Linked DNA regions of Homo sapiens: region 1 is linked to region 2. A link is a loop called in an ENCODE intact Hi-C map of the cell type or tissue named here. Cell type or tissue: heart left ventricle. All regions are shown on one strand. Each heading gives the region's core, and the rest is flanking DNA. Links, peaks and the distances in the headings are about the cores only.

Region 1 (8,336 bases), core at 180-8,179, 110 kb before region 2:
CAATATGGTTGTGTATAAAAAAAGATTTTTTAAAACTTCACAGTTTTTGACAACTTAATTTCACTCCTAGGAATCTATCCTAAAAGAGTCATCAGAAATGCTGACAAAGAGTTATATGTAAGATGTTCATCATAACATTGCCTTTTATTCAAAAAAATGGGGGAAGGTACAATCTAACTATATAAAAATAAGTGAATAATAGCACTTCTATATAATGAAATACTAACACACTCATATTAAATGATGTTTACAAGAGCTTTGGTGAAACTAATACAATTAAGTGAAAAGAGCAAAACATCAAACTATATTATCCTTTAATTATGTAAAAAAATACATACAGATAATTGATAAGAAGGAAGTATGCCAAATATTTTGTCTAGGGCTTAAAATTGTGAGCAATTTGTTCAAATTCTCTCCAAATTTTCTATTATGAACACCAAAAGGTGAAATTAAAAATTAGGGATATATGTGGTAATATTTTTGAAGAAAAAATTAATAGATGTGTCAATTATTTTTCTCACTAGTATATTCATTTTATTTCTTCCTAATTCCTAGCTATAATATTTTCTATTGTTATTTATGCCACCATTTTTGCCTAATTACCATAGACAGTGTTATAAAAAGTGGTGGAAATGTTTTCTCCAATGGCAGTAAAATAATATAAGCTCTTGGAAACTTACAACCTGAAATGACACTGCCAGGGCCGTATTTAAACCTGAATGCAGGGATGATTTCCCCTAGGAAGTCAGCAAAAATTCAGCTCCATTTTAAAGGTGATTAAACAAAGTTTACCAACCCCATTATTGTTAAACAGAATCAGACCTGGACTTATCTGGTAGAGATACATTGATATGTTTCAATAAAGCCTATTGCCATAAATGAGAAAGTCATATTTTCCTCTGCAGACCCCCATTCATTTTTTGGCAGATACGGCTAAAATAGTAGTCTGCTCAGAGCCCAGAAAACTTACCAGGAAGTGAAAAATCCTATCTTCCAGGTGTTTTAAAACACATCAGTATTTATTTCACACAGAAGAAGTGTGTAGATTTACAATTTCACTCCTCTCATTCAGTATTCTGCCTAGGTAGAGATAGTCTTAGTTTATCCTTTAAAATTAACTTTTTCTATTTTCAAAAAAGTGTCACTGTCACCATTTCAGCCAAGAAAGAAAATTTAATTCCTTATTATCTGAATAACATTTTTCCCTATTTTGAAACTCTGCATGAAAACATTTGCATAGGGAAACTGGGGGGGGAATTGCCATAGATGAAAAATAGATAACTTTAATCAACAATTTTTTTATTTTTCCATCTTCAATCTATGTTTTTGGTGGTATTCTAACACATGTATATGTATTGTCGGGGGAAGGTTAGACAAATGTCATAAATTGAACATCTGAAAATCAAACCAATAGAGCTTTTTAAGAATAAAAGGATACAATTTGACCTAGCAATCCCATTACTGGGTATATACCCAAAGGAATATAAACCATTCTACTATAAAAGCACATGCACACATATGTTTATTGCAGCACGATTTATAATAGCAGAGATGTGGAACCAACCCAAATGCCCATCAATGATAGACTGGATAAAATGTGGTACATATACACCATAGAATACTATGCAGCCATAAAAAGGAATGAGATCATATCCTTTGCAGGAACATGGATGAAGCTAGAAGCCATCATCCTCAGCAAACTAACACAGAAACAGAAAACTATACACCACATGTTCTCACTCATAAGTGGGAGCTGAACAATGAGAACACATGGACACAGGGAGGGGAACAACATATACTGGGGCCTGTCGGGGGTCGGGGGGGTGAGGGGAGGGAACCTAGATGATGGGTCAATAGGTGCAGCAAACCACCATGGCACATGTATACCTATGTAACAAACCTGCACGTTCTGCACATGTATCCTAGAACTTAAAGTAAAATAAATTTTTTAAATGAAATAAATTTTTAAAATGAGGATTAAAAAGCCTGCCTGTTGGTTGAAATAAAAGTAAGATAGACTCTGTCTATGGAAACAGTGGTAGAATCATTCCTGAATTATTCCAACAACAGTTTTCAACCTAATTGGTCAATCTATGCCCACCAGCAGAAACCAGTGTCACTTCTAACTGTTCCCTTCCCTCCTTTTAGAATTGGCCTTGTAACAACTCAAGGGACACACTGCCATCAACATTCCTTCACTGTAGATCATGTAACTGTTGCTTACCCTCTTATTTTAGGCTTTCTGGCTCATGCTTCACTAGAAACACTGATCACAGAACCTAAAGTAAGGTGTGCAGTGAAGGGGAGTGTTGCCTCCATTCAAATTAGAGGTAGTTCTTCCCTATTTGCTTTCTGTGTTTGCTGGGAATAATGCAGTGGGAGCAGAGGCTGGGTGCACCCAAGATAACAAAATGTCCAGACACAGAGGCTCGTTTCCTGGAGAACCTGTAAAGACCTATAAAGGTTAAAGATTGGAGTATGTATGTGGGGGGGGAGTGTGGGGGTGTGTGGGGGTGTGTGTGGGTGTGTGTGTATGTTTCAGGGCCTTGAGGTCCAGATTTTGGAGAGTGTCATTAAAATGTCTCCGGAGGGCTGGGCACAGTGGCTCACGCCTGCAATCCTGGCACTTTGGGAGGCCGAGGCAGGCAGATCATTTGAGGTCAGGAGTTCGAGGCCAGCCTGACCAACATGGTGAAACCCCATCTCTACTAAAATACAAAAATTAGCTGGGTGTGGTGGCAGGCGCCTGTAATCTCAGCTAGTCAGGAGGCTGAGGCAGGAGAATCGCTTGAACCCAGGAGGTGGAGGTTGCAGTGAGCCAAGATTGCGCCACTGCACTCCAGCCTGGGCGACAGAGTGAGACTCCCTCTCAAAATAAATAAATAAATAAATAAAAACAAAATATATCTGGAAGCCAGGCACAGTGAGTCACGCCTGTAATCCCAGCACTTTGGGAAGCCAAGATAAGCAGATCACTTGAGCTCAGGAATTCGAGCCCAGCGTAAGCAACATGGTGAAACCCTGTCTCTACTAAAAACATAAAAATTAGCCGGGTGTGGTGGTATGCATGTATAGTTCCAAATACTCTGGAGGCTGAGGCATGAGAATTGCTTGAACCCAGGAGGCAGAATTTGCAGTGACCCCGATGACAACACTGCACTCCAGTCTGGGCAACAGAGCAAGACTCCATCTCAAAAAATTTTTAAAAAGTCTCTGGATTCAGAGGCCAGACATACCTGGCCCCCATATCCGTCAACCAATTCTCTAGCAAAATTTAGTTGTATAGACAAAACATAACACCTGATGTCTTCAGCCAAGTCTCTCTACTGTGATTATACAATTCCTAATATTTTGACCAATTCTAGTGAAAACTTTTCTGCAAAATGTAGAAGATAGTGTATGAGATCTGAAAAGGCTCTGGAGTGTTCTAGTTTAGATCTCACATGTTGTGGATGAAGAACCTGTGACCTACAAGGGCTTAGGAGTTTGCCCCCAACCTGCCCAGCACACGACAAGTTAGGGGCAGCATCAGGAGCAGATCCTAAGCCTCTCCGTGACCAGGCCAAGGACTTCAGCCCAGCTAACCCTGGTCCCTCCTCTGGCCTTTGTGGGACCTCCTGTGTCAGCCACAGAGTCCTCATGTGGTTCTTGTGGCACGAGTGAAAGCATGACATGGAAATCAACGGGGTCCCTGGCTTCCTCTCATCCCAGTTCCAATGCTTATGGACCAAGAGCATAGATCTAGGATTTGGCTTCGTGTTCTCAAAAGTGGGGACAATTTTGCCTGCCCCTGCTGCTCCATATGGAAACAGAGAAAGAGCGCTGGACTGGAAGCTGAGGTGGGAGCCCCACCCCTGCCGTTTTTAGAGTATCTGTGGTTCCAGGCACTGGGACAAGTCCCTTAACTTATCTGTACTTTTCTTGACTCACCCCCAAAAAATGGGGATAATAGTGCCTGCCCTACCCATTTCTGTAAGATCAAAATGGAAAGATGTAAGTGAAAAAAGTCGTTCATGAGTTGTGAGGAGAAAATGTGAAAAGTCTGGTTTAAGACAGAGCACGGTGGGTGCTTCCCAGGGGCCATCTTAAGCGAGGTCAGCCAAAGTGGTCTGCAGTCACGTTCCCCGTGGTGGGGACACGTCAGCCTTTTCTCCAGATGGCGGCGCTCTCCGGAGGAGCCGGAGCTGGAGGGAGGCCGGTCTGGCCCGGAGCAGGGAGTCCTTCTGCTCCCTGGCACGGCTCTGCGCTGAACCCACCCGGCCTGCGGAGAGCAGACAAGTGCCTCTTGGGCCCGCTTCTCTAACAAATGTAAAAATAATGCCCTTGAACCAGGAGCGAAACTGAGCTATCTAAGGAAAACACTGTGAGCAAATACTGAGAGCCTAGGGAAACCATCTGATTAGAAGAGCTCCCCTCAGGAGCGCGTTAGCTTCACACCTTCGGCAGCAGGAGGGCGGCAGCTTCTCGCAGGCGGCAGGGCGGGCGGCCAGGATCATGTCCACCACCACATGCCAAGTGGTGGCGTTCCTCCTGTCCATCCTGGGGCTGGCCGGCTGCATCGCGGCCACCGGGATGGACATGTGGAGCACCCAGGACCTGTACGACAACCCCGTCACCTCCGTGTTCCAGTACGAAGGGCTCTGGAGGAGCTGCGTGAGGCAGAGTTCAGGCTTCACCGAATGCAGGCCCTATTTCACCATCCTGGGACTTCCAGGTAGGCACCGTGCACCCCGGGGTAGAGCCAGGTGAACCAGGTGAGCAGGGAAGGGGGCGTTTGCGTTAAGCCCCACTCCCACCTCTGGGTGAGGACCCTGGCAGCTCTGGCTCAGAATGAAAGGTGTGAATAAAAGGAGAAGCTGGCTCGTGTCTAATAGGGCAACAGTCATGCAGGAGAAAATGGGAGGGTTAATACTCAAGGCGAAGGAATCGCTAGTGAGGAGGCAGGCCTCAAGAAGAATGGGTCTATTGTAAGGGTATGTTCATGATACCTGGAATAAACTCGTGTTTCTCAAGGAGAAAATAAATTGTGTGCATTACTTGCATGTGGCTTGCTCCTGCCTGCACATACATGGGAGCAGGGAAGCAGGATGCTGAGTATTTTGTTATATCTGGAAAAGTTTATTGAGAGCTAATTTAATTTTCTTTCCATTTCAATTAAATTTTTCAAAGTTGGAGTCTCTGTGGGTGCCAAAAAGAATATTGCCATTAAATTATAAATATCCTTTTGCTGCATTTGTATTAAGAATATCTTGTATACTGTCCTAAAAATCAATGTATATCAAAATATAATTACAGAATTATAATTATATTATGTCAGAATATAAATATAATTATAAATGTGACATCCTTTCACCCCTAAAGATGAAATAAATTAAACCCCTGCTTTTAATATAGATAATTACTTCAAATATGCATCATAGCAACTTTGCATTCTGAATAATATGGGAGCTCTATTTGTATTTTTAAAATGCAAACAAGAAAATAATAGCTCTAGCTAATTAGTGGCTCTAAGGGGTGGCCAAGATGTGAGTGTGATGGAGAAAGGAGAACAATGTCTCTGAAACAAATACCTTTTATAAACAAGTAGATGGAAATAAATTTGCAAGAAATTGTGAAGAGGCTGTAGAGCCCTTGAAACTGAATTGAATTGTGAAAAGCAATTCAACTAATCCAAGTTCATTTTCAGAAAGAAATAGAAGATGGGTGTCAGAGTAGAAGAATTTGATTATTTATTCCATTTTTTGGAAGCCACTTATTGCAGGACCAACAGGATGACTGACTCCGGGGAAAGACCTGCTTAGGGAAGCAAGGGAGGTAGAACCTGGCCAAAAGAAAGAGAACCAGACTGAGGAGGGATTATGCTGTAGTGGGAGGGGAGAGGTGAGATGCAGGAAATGCCACACAGAGTGTTGAGTTGCTAGTTATGTCTAATTTTAACTATCATATAAAGAAAAAATATTGTCCTCATATTCAAAATTAAGGCATGATGTCTTATGACTTCATGTTCAATAACCTCTCCCCAGGGCCCCACTACATATTATCAATCTCTTGCTCACTGTGTATCACAGTCTCCATACATGGGGCTCCTGAATATTCCCACTCTCCTAAATGGGCAAACCCCATTGCGTCCACTGTGACTTGTCACTCCTATTCTGTCAACGGATCTTATCTCCATGACACCCTCTCAGAATAGCTCCACCTCTCCCCCTTGATGGAACAAGATTATCTTCCCTGCTTTCCTGCTAAGGTCAACCTCTCCTGCTAAGGTCAACCTCCCCAGCAGGGCTCTGAAGGCCTCATGCCACCTGTCTGGGATCATGCCCTGTTGGTCAGCCCCTCTCCTCCTTGCCTCTTTCATCTCTTCTCCTCACTTATGCATATGGCCTCCTTCCTGGGGAAATCTGTTGATCCTGATCATTGTCAAGTTCTGTCTCTCTCCTGGGTCACTGACAAACCAAATTAAAAGACTAAGTTTTTCCACTACCTCTCACCCTTAACCTTTCTCAGTCTGGTTTCTATCCTTCATCTCTATAGAATGTTTGCTTTTTTGACCATAGCAGAGGATGAAGGGGAGTATTTCAGTCACCAACTCCTAGTTCTCAGTTCTCATCTCCTTAGACATTTCAAAACCCAAACAACTTCCACGGTTCCCCATTCCCAGCTTAACTAGGTGCACACATAACAGCCTGACACCAAGCCTTCCTAACCCCTCACCTACCTTCCTTGGCAGTCTCTTACTCCCCCATCCTGTTTCTTCTGTCCTTTCAGTATACCTTGGACTTGGTCCTGGACATCCATTGCTCCTGCTCCCCTGAATTCCCCCCTCCACCACCCCAACTGTCCTCTCACAAATCTTCCTCCAAACCTCCTCAAGCCCCCAAATTGAATAAAGATTCCACAAGTCTCTGTACCAAACCCAGAGCATTCTCATAGCATTGAGCATATTCACCCCGCGTGACACTGCTCTCAAATCTGAGAAGCATTTATTGCATACCTACAAAGAGTACACAACACAAAACTGGCCTTGTCGGCACCGTAAATTCCAGCAGAGGGGACAGGCATGTGTGTGAATATCAAAGCAAAGGCAACACATGTCATGGGGCTTTGACACAAGTGTTTGGAGCCCAGGAAGAAAGTGGTTATTCAGTAGGAAGAGTCAGGAGGGGAGGAAATCAGGACAGTTTTGCTAAGGGAGTTCTGTTTGAGTCTGAACTTTAGCTTACTAACTTGGTTATTTGTACATTTGTGTCATTCAGCTTCTATGTGGTGTTTCCCTTCAGCTGGATAAGAATTATTTCCCCATTTCCCAGAAAAGCGCCTGGTAGAGTGAGTATTTAGCAAAGGATTGATAAACTAAGTTGAATTAAATAGTACGAATAGTTCATTTTAAGTGTTTATGCAAGCCATTGAACTAAAAACAGGTTAAGGTCTTCCCCAAAAAGGACAGTAAATCATTTTTGTACTATAAATTTTTTGTTATTATGGCTCCATATATAGAAAAGGACCTGGTCCTCCTCCTGCCTGGAACAGATTCATTTGTTCATCCAATCATGTATTTAACAAATATCTCTTGCATGCCTACTGTGTTGCAGAGACTAGAGTTCAGGAACTCTATTAGTCAGAGTAGTTAATGTCTGCTGCTGCAACAAACAAACCTAAACATCTCAATGGCTTGACACAACAAAAGTTTACTTCCTGCCCACATAAAGTCCACTGTGGGAAGAGCAGCCTCCTTGTAGCTACACTCTTCAAAGTTGCTGGGGCAAGAGAAGAAAGGCTTGAAGGAGGCACAACAGTTCTTAACTGCTTCAATCTGAAAGGAACACATGTCACTCACAGTGCGTTGGCCACAACTAGCCATATGGCCCCAGGAGCTGGGAGATGTAGGAGCACATAGCTATTGGGTGAGCACCTACTGTCTCTACCACAGGGAGCATTTGAGTAGTAACTTCCTGGGCTGCAACACATCAACCACACTAATTTCAGTTCTGCCAGACAGATAATTCCCTGAACATCAAATAGTCAAAACCAATGAGATTGCAAAAGAAGATATACCATTAATTTATATTTAAACAAATATGATAGAATTATATGTGTAAACTATCATCTGACACAAGATAATATATAGCGTGTAATTTCAGAGCTAGACATTTTGGTGGGGATGGCCTGGAATCAGGAAAGAGGAGGGGTTTAAGGTAAATTTCTGCAATGTAAAAATTCCCTAACATTTAATAACAGAGGAATGTAAATATGGCCATGGGGGTGGGGGCGGAAAGCACATTTTTTTCAAAAAGTAAGGAGGAAGAAAGGAACAGTGGGTGAGGGAGAGAGGGAGG
Region 2 (8,336 bases), core at 150-8,149:
CCACCCTATCTGCAGATGAGGGTGTGAGAAGCCAAGTCAGAACACCCCATACTTCCCAGGCCTCTCTCCAAAGTCCTGTTAGAAATCGAATTCCAGGAGACCAGGCAGGGGCAGCCTAGGCCCTGGGCCCCTAGGAAGTGCTCCGTGAACTAGGCCCTGCCCAGGCAGCCTCGGACCCCCTCCTCTGCCCTGCCTCCTGATCCCTGTCCTGCACTGAGCAGGTCTTCGGTGGACTTTATGCGCAGCCACCTCAGGATGAAAATACCACGTCTGCCTCCTGCTGAGGTCCAGCCCAGGAAAGGAAGAAGGGGAACGAAAGATGCCAATGCGATTGCTTTTAAATCACCTCATTACTAAAAGAATCCTCCTTTACCTACGGCACTCAGATCATCAAGCCCTCCCAAATCACTTTTCTTTTTTCAAAAAGTAAAAACCCAAGGCCGTCTTCCCAGTGAAGCCGAGTCTTGGGGCATCCCGTCATTCGTCCCCCGCGCACGGGTCCTTCCCTCCCTGGGCGCCGCAGTTCGGAGCAGGCCGAGGGGGCCGGGCTGCAGGGCCGCGCCGGGCCAGAAGGGCGCGCCCTGGGCAGCGCGGACGCACGCAGCCGGCTCCTCCCGCGCCCCGCTGCACCCCGGCAGGGAGTTCGCCCCCGCTAATGTTTAACCTCCCGAATCGCTGATCCCTCGGACTGCAGCCAAGCTACCCACCCGCCCCGCTCCCGGGACGAATTCCTGGCATAGTTTTCCCGCGCGGCCCGCTCACCGTGGGGTCTCCTGGAGCCGGGGACGGCGGGAAGACGTCTCGAGGTGGCGGCTCCCATACTCGCCCCACGTCCCGCCTCCAGACTTGCTCCACCGCCCCAGACAGCCCAGAGATGGTTCCCGGAATGCTCACCGCCCGCCGTTCCCGGGATGCTTCCCCAGCCCCACGCAGTCCGGGCGCTCTCTGCGGCGGAGGCAGAGCCTGCCCGGCCCACTCCAGTGCCGCCAACCTGCGGGACCGCGGACAGAGAGCTCCTCGGTGCGTCGGTCAGCTCGTGGCTTGGGGTCTCTGGTGCCTCCAGCTCCTACTACAGCCGCCCCGCCCCACCTCAAGAAGAGGTGGAGCCTCTCCCGGCCCCTCTCGGACGAGCTATTTTTAGGTCTGTAACGGATGGGGGAAGGCGGGAATGCCACGTTTAATCCGTTAGTAAAATCCAGGATCCAAGTGAATGGCTTCCTGGCCTTGCTGAGAGGCTGGACTTGCCCCGGTTTCCCCACACCCTGCCTCCGGTACAATCGATAGCCTGCTGTGCAGGGGCGGCCGCACCCCCCGGGCAGATAGCCCTGCCCACCCTCCTAAAGGGACCGTCCTGGTTTCTTCCTGACCGGATCCCAAGCTAGGAGAGTTCTTTGGGTGTGCCCCAGGTCTGATCAGACAGACAGCAGCCACCTTCCCTCCGCAGCCCCCACCCACCACCCCCTACCCTCCCAACCTGCTGGTTTGCCCTGGGGATGCCAACTTGGAAACCCAGGACTGAAAAACTTATTTTTTCTCCTGATATTAGTCCCTGATCTCTTCCCATAGTAGTAGTTGCTTTGCTGAGATTCCGTTTTGTGGGCACCGTAACTGTGAGTTGTGCCATAGAGCTGATATTTGGTCAAAATGTTTGTTGCTCAACTCAAATTGATAGGAGCAGGGAAAGGCTGCCCTGAGGCTTCTTGTGGACTCCTTGCAGAGATGGTTAGTCCTGGCCAGCCTGGCTAAGCACTGGCAATGTCTCCTGTCCCTAGGCCCGGCAACTCTAGTAGTTCTGGCTTAGTCACTGAAGGTGAACTCCTTCATGGCAAAGAAAACGCTAGTATGTTCTAAGCCAGTTTTCTTTCACATGTGAAAAGCAGTTATGTTTGTTTTACAATTCTGCATCTGGGAAGATAGGACATGTCAGTATTCATTCCTCTTCTCTAGAGCACTCACAAGGGGCATCAGTCAAATACCTACCCCTATTTTTATTTTAAATAAAATCCTTTTGTGGCAAAAACTTAATAGGCATTTGATAAAACCATGGCCACTTAAAAATATCTCCTTAAAGTTGCTGGGAATAGGAGGCCAGGTGTAAGGAGAGCTCTGCGCCTGGTGGAGGGAACCTCTGTCTCGCTGCTTGAAGGTTCTAGGAGTCGCTGCAGCCCCCATGAGGGTCAGGGAAGAGTGGGAAAAAAGCTCCTTTTCACACACACTCTCTCTCTCTCCACTCCGCAACTCTTCTCCCTCCCTCTTTCTCTTTTTTCCATTTCAAAGGCTTTCGTCCCACCACAATCTCAATCTGCCAAGCTCTACATTTTGAGGCAGCCAAAGCAAATGTGTATGGGAACAAGCGTTGTCAAGGACTTGCAGGGAAACTGGAACTCCTGTGCATTGCTGGTGGGAATGTAAAATGGTACCATTACTGTGGATACAGAATGGTAGTTCCTCAAAAAATTAAACAAGAATTGCCAAAAGATCCAACAATTCCATTTCTGGGTATATACCCCAAAGAACTGAAAGCAGGGATTCAAACAGATATTTGTATACTCATGTTCATAATAGCATTATTCACAATAGCCAAAAAGTGGAAACAATTCAAATGTCTATCGACAGATTAATGGATAAGCAAAATGTGGTATATCCATACAATGTAATATTAACTTTAAAAGGGAAGGAAATTCTGACACATGAATGAACCTTGAAAACTGTCTTAGTCTATTCAGGCTGCTATAACAAAATACCATTGAGTGGGTAGCATATAAACAATAGAAGTTTTTTTCTTACAGTTCTGGAGGCTGGGAAGTCCAAAATCAAGACATTGGCAGATTCGGTGCCTGGTGAGGGCCTGTTTCCTGGTTGATAGGCTGTCATCTTCTCACTGCACCCTCACTTAGTAGAAGGGGGCTGGCTAGCTCTCTGGGGTTTCTTTCATAAGGGCACTAGTCCCAATTATGAGGACTCTACCTTCATGACCTAACCACCCCCCAAAGGCCCCACCTCCCAATACCGTCACCTTGGGGGTCAGGATTTCAACCCCATTTTGCAGGGACACAAACATTCAGATCAAGGCAAAAGCATTATGCTAAATGAAATAAGCTGGACACAAAAGGACAAATATTGTATTATTCCACTTATACCTGGAAATATTGTATGATTCCACTTGTACCTAGAATAGTCCATTCACAGAGACAGAAAGTAGAATAGTGGTTACCAGTGGCTGGAGGAGGGGGAATGAGTAGTTATTGATTCATGAGTACAGATTCTCAGTTTGGGAATGATGAAAAAGTTCCAGAGATAAATGGTAGTGATGGTTGCACAATAATGTGAATGTACTTAATGCCACTGAATTGTACACTTGAAAATGGTTACGATGGCAAATTTTACATTATGTACAGTTTATCACAATTTTTTAAACATTAAAAAAAAATAGTGGATGGAGCAGGGACCAGGACTAAGTTGGGATATCTGTGCACCATGTATTCGGATGGGGGATCTTGTTCCTGCCGTCTTCTCCTAGTCAGGGCACTTTTTTCACCCCAGGATTTTCTGCCACCCACAAGAGCAAAGAGAAGAGTCCAGGCCTTGGGAGTCAAAGACACATCTACATTCCACATTCCCAAGCTACATAACCCTGGGAAAGTCACGTAGCCTCTCTGACCTTTCATTTTTCTCCTCTGTAAAATGGGAAAAGTAAACTCTACCTAGAAGAGTTGTTAGAATCAAATTAGCTAAATTACATGTAGGCTCTGCCCTGGGCCTACAAGTCAGTGGTGTGCACTCCTGACTTGACACTGTGAAATCGCCAAGGACATTTGCTTCTCAGCTCTCTTCCCACTGTATCCCTGAAATTTGCAGAAAGTAGTTCTGAGGATACCTTTGTGCATGTTATTTCCACCAGCCTCAATTTCCCCATGTGTAAATAGGGTGCCCTCCTTTGCAGGGCTGGTGTAAGAAAGTAGACTTGACATGCACCCAGATCTACCTTAGCCAAAAACCAAATCCTGAATCTTGAGCTGACTAAGACCTCATGCATGGAACCCTCACACTCTTCCCTTACTGGGCCTTAGTTCAACACTCAACACAGGGAGGAGTTACTGCATGCCTATCATGTGCCAAGTTATTTTCTTAGTCCCAAGGATACCAACAACCTCTAGAGGACTAGATCACTTGGCACTGGAAAGCTGTCATTTCTGCTGCCCACCTCTACTGTAGCACACACAAGCTCTGGCATCAGCCGTGGGGACAGGTGCATAGACCAAGGGAGACTGGCCCTAGCTGGCTAGTCCAGGAGACATTCCTGTCACCCCGAGCAGCTGGCCCATAACTGCTGGGTGGGAGGACAGGAGGATGGATTTTCAATATCCCAATGGCCCCTCACTCCCTCCTCAGCCCAGTACTAGTCACCCGCCCTCTGACCCAGCTCAGCCCCTTTCACAGACGGTCTCCCTCCTACACCTCAGGAAATAGGACACAGCCTAGACAGCCTGTAATAGGAGTGCCCTCTGCTGCCAAATGCTGGCATCACACCTTAGAAACCTGCTCTGGATCCCATTCTCCTGAAGGGAAGTGTATCTGAGGTGTATGGGACAGGTCTCCCTGCGCTGGGATGCCGGCCACTAATGAGCCCTGAGGTGATTTTAGGTCAAAAGTGTATTGTTGGGTTTTCTGCGTTGATGTATAGATAGGCAGGCATACAGTCAGAGGAGGATTTTACATAAAATCTGGTTTGCTGGTTTCTGAAAAATCTAAGAATCTAGCAACAAAAGAAAGGCCTGCACTCTGACATGTCTAGAACTGGCAGGATCTGAGAGGAAACTTTCTTAGGCAGATCGTACATTCTAGCCCAATCCCTGAAAAGTTCACTTTGAAGGAAGTCTGAGCACTTACCGAAAAGACCTCCTTTCTCAGGAAAACATCCCTTCTGCAAAAATGAAAATGCAGAGCTGGATAAGCCTGGCCTAAGGCGTGGCTGTGATATGGCCCCTCATTGGCTGGCAGTGATGGGCGGGTGGGATCTAGAAGGAGCTGCCCCAGCTGCCTCCTGCCTGGGCTTTTGCCTTTTGGAGGAGGGATTCCTCTTTGGCAGTTTGATGAAGCCCACACCCTTTCCTCAGAATGGTTTTTATTTTTATTTTTTATTTATTTATTTATTTTTTGAGACGGAGTCTTGCTCTGTCTCCAGGCTGGAGTGCAGTGGCATGATCTCGGCTCACTGCAACCTCCACCTCCTGGGTTCAAGCGATTCTCCTGCCTCAGCCTCCCAAGTAGCTGGGACTACAGGCGCCTGCCACCACACCCAGCTAATTTTTGTATTTTTAGTAGAGACGGGGTTTCACCATGTTGGTTAGGATGGTCTCGATCTCTTGACCTTGTGATCCGCCCACCTCAGCCTCCCAAAGTGCTGAGATTACAGGTGTGAGCCACCACGCCCAGCCTAAGAATGGTTTTAAATGCACCAAGCAAAACATAGAATTACAGAGGACATCAAAATATTGAAAATATAGCTATGAAAACATAAGAAAATGTGTAAAATAATAGCATTTTTGTTTATTAATGCATTAAATGGCAAGATCTAGCATCTGACCTAAAAGTAGTAAGAGTGTAAACAATTATTTCAAGATATCCGTAATAACTTTAATGTGATAGGAAAAAACTAATATTTAATGACAAAGTCACAGGTTCTACTAATACTACTGTGGTTTGTGGCATACATTCATAATTGGAAGGAATGATACATTTTGATTAACAGCTAGTAAAAATAAAGAGTAAGTTCCCAGACCCCCAAAATCTCTTCACAGCCCCCTAAATTAAGAATCCCTGCCCCAATACCACCAAGGAGAGTGCACTAACCTTGTAACTTAGTTTAGAAGATACATCTGAGATTCAGGGTCCTGACAATTCCCTTGGGTGAGAGAGCTCTGCCTTTATTTCTTGAAGGGGAGCAGAGTGACAGAAGGGTAGGGAAGCATGGCATGAAACCCAAAAAACAAAAAAAAAGACAGGTTGGATTACATAAAAATTTTGAAACATATATGGTGAAAACATCCTAAATGAGGTTAAAAAACAAAGAACTAAAAAAAATGCAGTGTAATGATACAGTATTCATGACATTAATTTATAAAGAGTGCTTACAAATCAACAAGAAATAGAACAACTCAAAAGAAGAGTGGACAAAAGATGAGATGATTCATATAATAAAAAAAATTGCCAGTTAAACATGTAAACAACCTTACCAAAATGAACATAAAAATTACATGTTTTAAATTATTATACTGACCAAAATTAAATAGATGTTTTAAACTGGTGAAAAGTGGGAAAATGGGCAGTTTCAAACAGCCTTCTTGAAAAATAATTATCAAAATTTAAAGTCCTCAAAAATGCAGTAATCAGGATTTTTTGCTATAGTATTACATGTACTATTAAAATTAGAATAATGTAAATATCCACCAATCAAATAATGATTGAGTAGATTATCATGTATCCTACAATGAAACACTATGCAACCATTATAAAGAAAAAAGTATATTATATCTTGATGTGCTAATGAAAAAAGGTACCTACGACATACACATTTTTAAAGTGAAAAACAACATACAAATAACATGTATCTTTTTTTTTTTTTAAAGACAGAATTTGGCTCTTGTTGTCCAGGCTGGAGTGCAGTGGTACAGTCTCAGCTTACTGCAACCTCCACCTCCCGGGTTCAAGCAATTCTCCTGCCTCAGCCTCCCAAGTAGCTGGGATTACAGGTACGCGCCACCACGCCTGGCTAATGTTTGTATTTTTAGTAGAGACGGGGTTTCATCGTGTTGGCCAGGCTGGTGGTCTCGAACTCCTGACCTCAAGTGATCTGCCCCCCTCAGCCTCGCAAAGTGCTGGGATTACAGGCATAGGCCACCACGGATGGCCATAACATGTATCTTATGATTCCATTTGTATTTTTTTTAACTATTTATATGAGAAACTCAGGAATGGTATTCAAAATATTTAACGAGTCTGGCACAGATACCAACCAATCAGCACTGATGCTGGCTCTTACCCTAGAGAAGGAAAGAGACAGTCCTGTTGAATTGTGGGTGGGAGTCCTGGGGAAAAAGCAAGGGCAGACAAGGTGGCAGTGCAGGGTACTTGGAAGAGACTTCTTACCAATAAGCGTGAATATATATGCAGAGAAAGAGCGAGAGGTACCTACAAACATGACAGTAGTACCCAACACGCACTTTCACTTTTTGCCCCACACAATCCTATTTGAAATTCTAAGAATGAGTAGGATTTGAAAAAAAATTAATACAGGGAAAAACACCAGCATGAGCCTATTTGCAAAATGTAGCCTGATATAAATTCATGGCATAGATTCACAAAAGGCCAGAAGGAATCCAGGGTTATCTGGGGTCCCAGGAACCTCACATTTCTTACCACTTACTACTCTTGCCATCATCACCACCACCATGTTTTGAAATGTTCCTTTTCACTAAGCAAACTGGATTCATTAAGTAATACATTATTATTTTATTTGCTACATTTTTTATTAATCAAAAACATAATTTACTGCCAGGTAAAGCTCCCTATAAACATCAAATTATCATTAATGTCAAAATGAATTTGTGTATGTGTGTGTGCGTGTGTGTGTGTGTGTGTACATTTATTTACTTATTTATTTATTTAAGATATGGTCTCACTGTCTTGCCCAGGTTGGAGCACAGTGGTGTGATCATAGTTCACCATAACCTAGAACCCATGGGCTCAAGTGATCCTCCTTCCTTAGCCTCCCAAGTAGCTAGGACTACAGGTGAGCCACCTTGCCTGGCTATTTGTTTTTTGTAGGGACAGGGTCTTGCTGTGTTGCCCAGTCTGATCTCTAACTCCTGGGCTCAAGCAGTTCTCCCACCATGGCCTCCCAAAGTGCTGGCGTTATAGGCGTGAGCCAATGTGCGTGGCCAATTCACATATTTTTGAAATATCGAAAATATTTCTAATCAAACCCCTCAAAACCCTGTTGGTCAGGAATAGTTGAAGAACCATTTGTCATGCATTCTCCAAAAATAGAAGGGAGAGACAATGTATGTGTCCCTGCTTGTCTCTAAGACAGCTAGCCCTAGAAATCCTCATCTGTGGAGACAGTCAGGAGAGCTGAAAACCAGCAGTGGTTCCTAGGACACAACCCAAAAGACAGCCATGGGGTATGGCAGCAGGCCTCAGAGCCTGACGATGGTATCAGACATCTACAAGTCCAAAGCAAGTAGCTGTGAATAAATAAAGCTGGGACATGAGACTTGACTTGTAAATATTTTTTAACAAGATTGTCAAAGCAGTGATTTTTTTTTTTTTATCTG

What was found. A loop is a pair of places that touch in the nucleus more often than their neighbours do. Peaks named below come from ENCODE experiments on the same cell type or tissue, not always from the same donor. Only the 100,000 strongest peaks of a DNase experiment are listed, where the experiment ranks them.
Region 1: a loop joins it to region 2, with 5 times the contacts of the local background. A loop is called at or near these places in 1 of 110 quality-filtered maps.

What each region holds. Positions count from the first base shown.
Region 1 is chr3:138,005,732-138,014,067 of GRCh38, forward strand. It overlaps CLDN18 (claudin 18), which reads left to right and starts at 4,434. Exons shown (of 5, transcript NM_016369.4): 1 at 4,434-4,714. The coding sequence starts at 4,495. In heart left ventricle, for the core only: no CTCF peak of the experiment used is centred there; DNase peaks (open chromatin) are centred at 4,200 and 4,540.
Region 2 is chr3:138,114,566-138,122,901 of GRCh38, forward strand. It overlaps DZIP1L (DAZ interacting zinc finger protein 1 like), which reads right to left and starts at 1,043. Exons shown (of 16, transcript NM_173543.3): 1 at 763-1,043. RefSeq lists enhancers at 354-855, 856-1,355 and a silencer at 478-697. In heart left ventricle, for the core only: CTCF peaks have their summits at 556, 758, 4,509 (motif pointing left) and 4,709; DNase peaks (open chromatin) are centred at 596, 996 and 4,501; H3K4me3 peaks cover 1,765 bases; H3K27ac peaks cover 1,511 bases.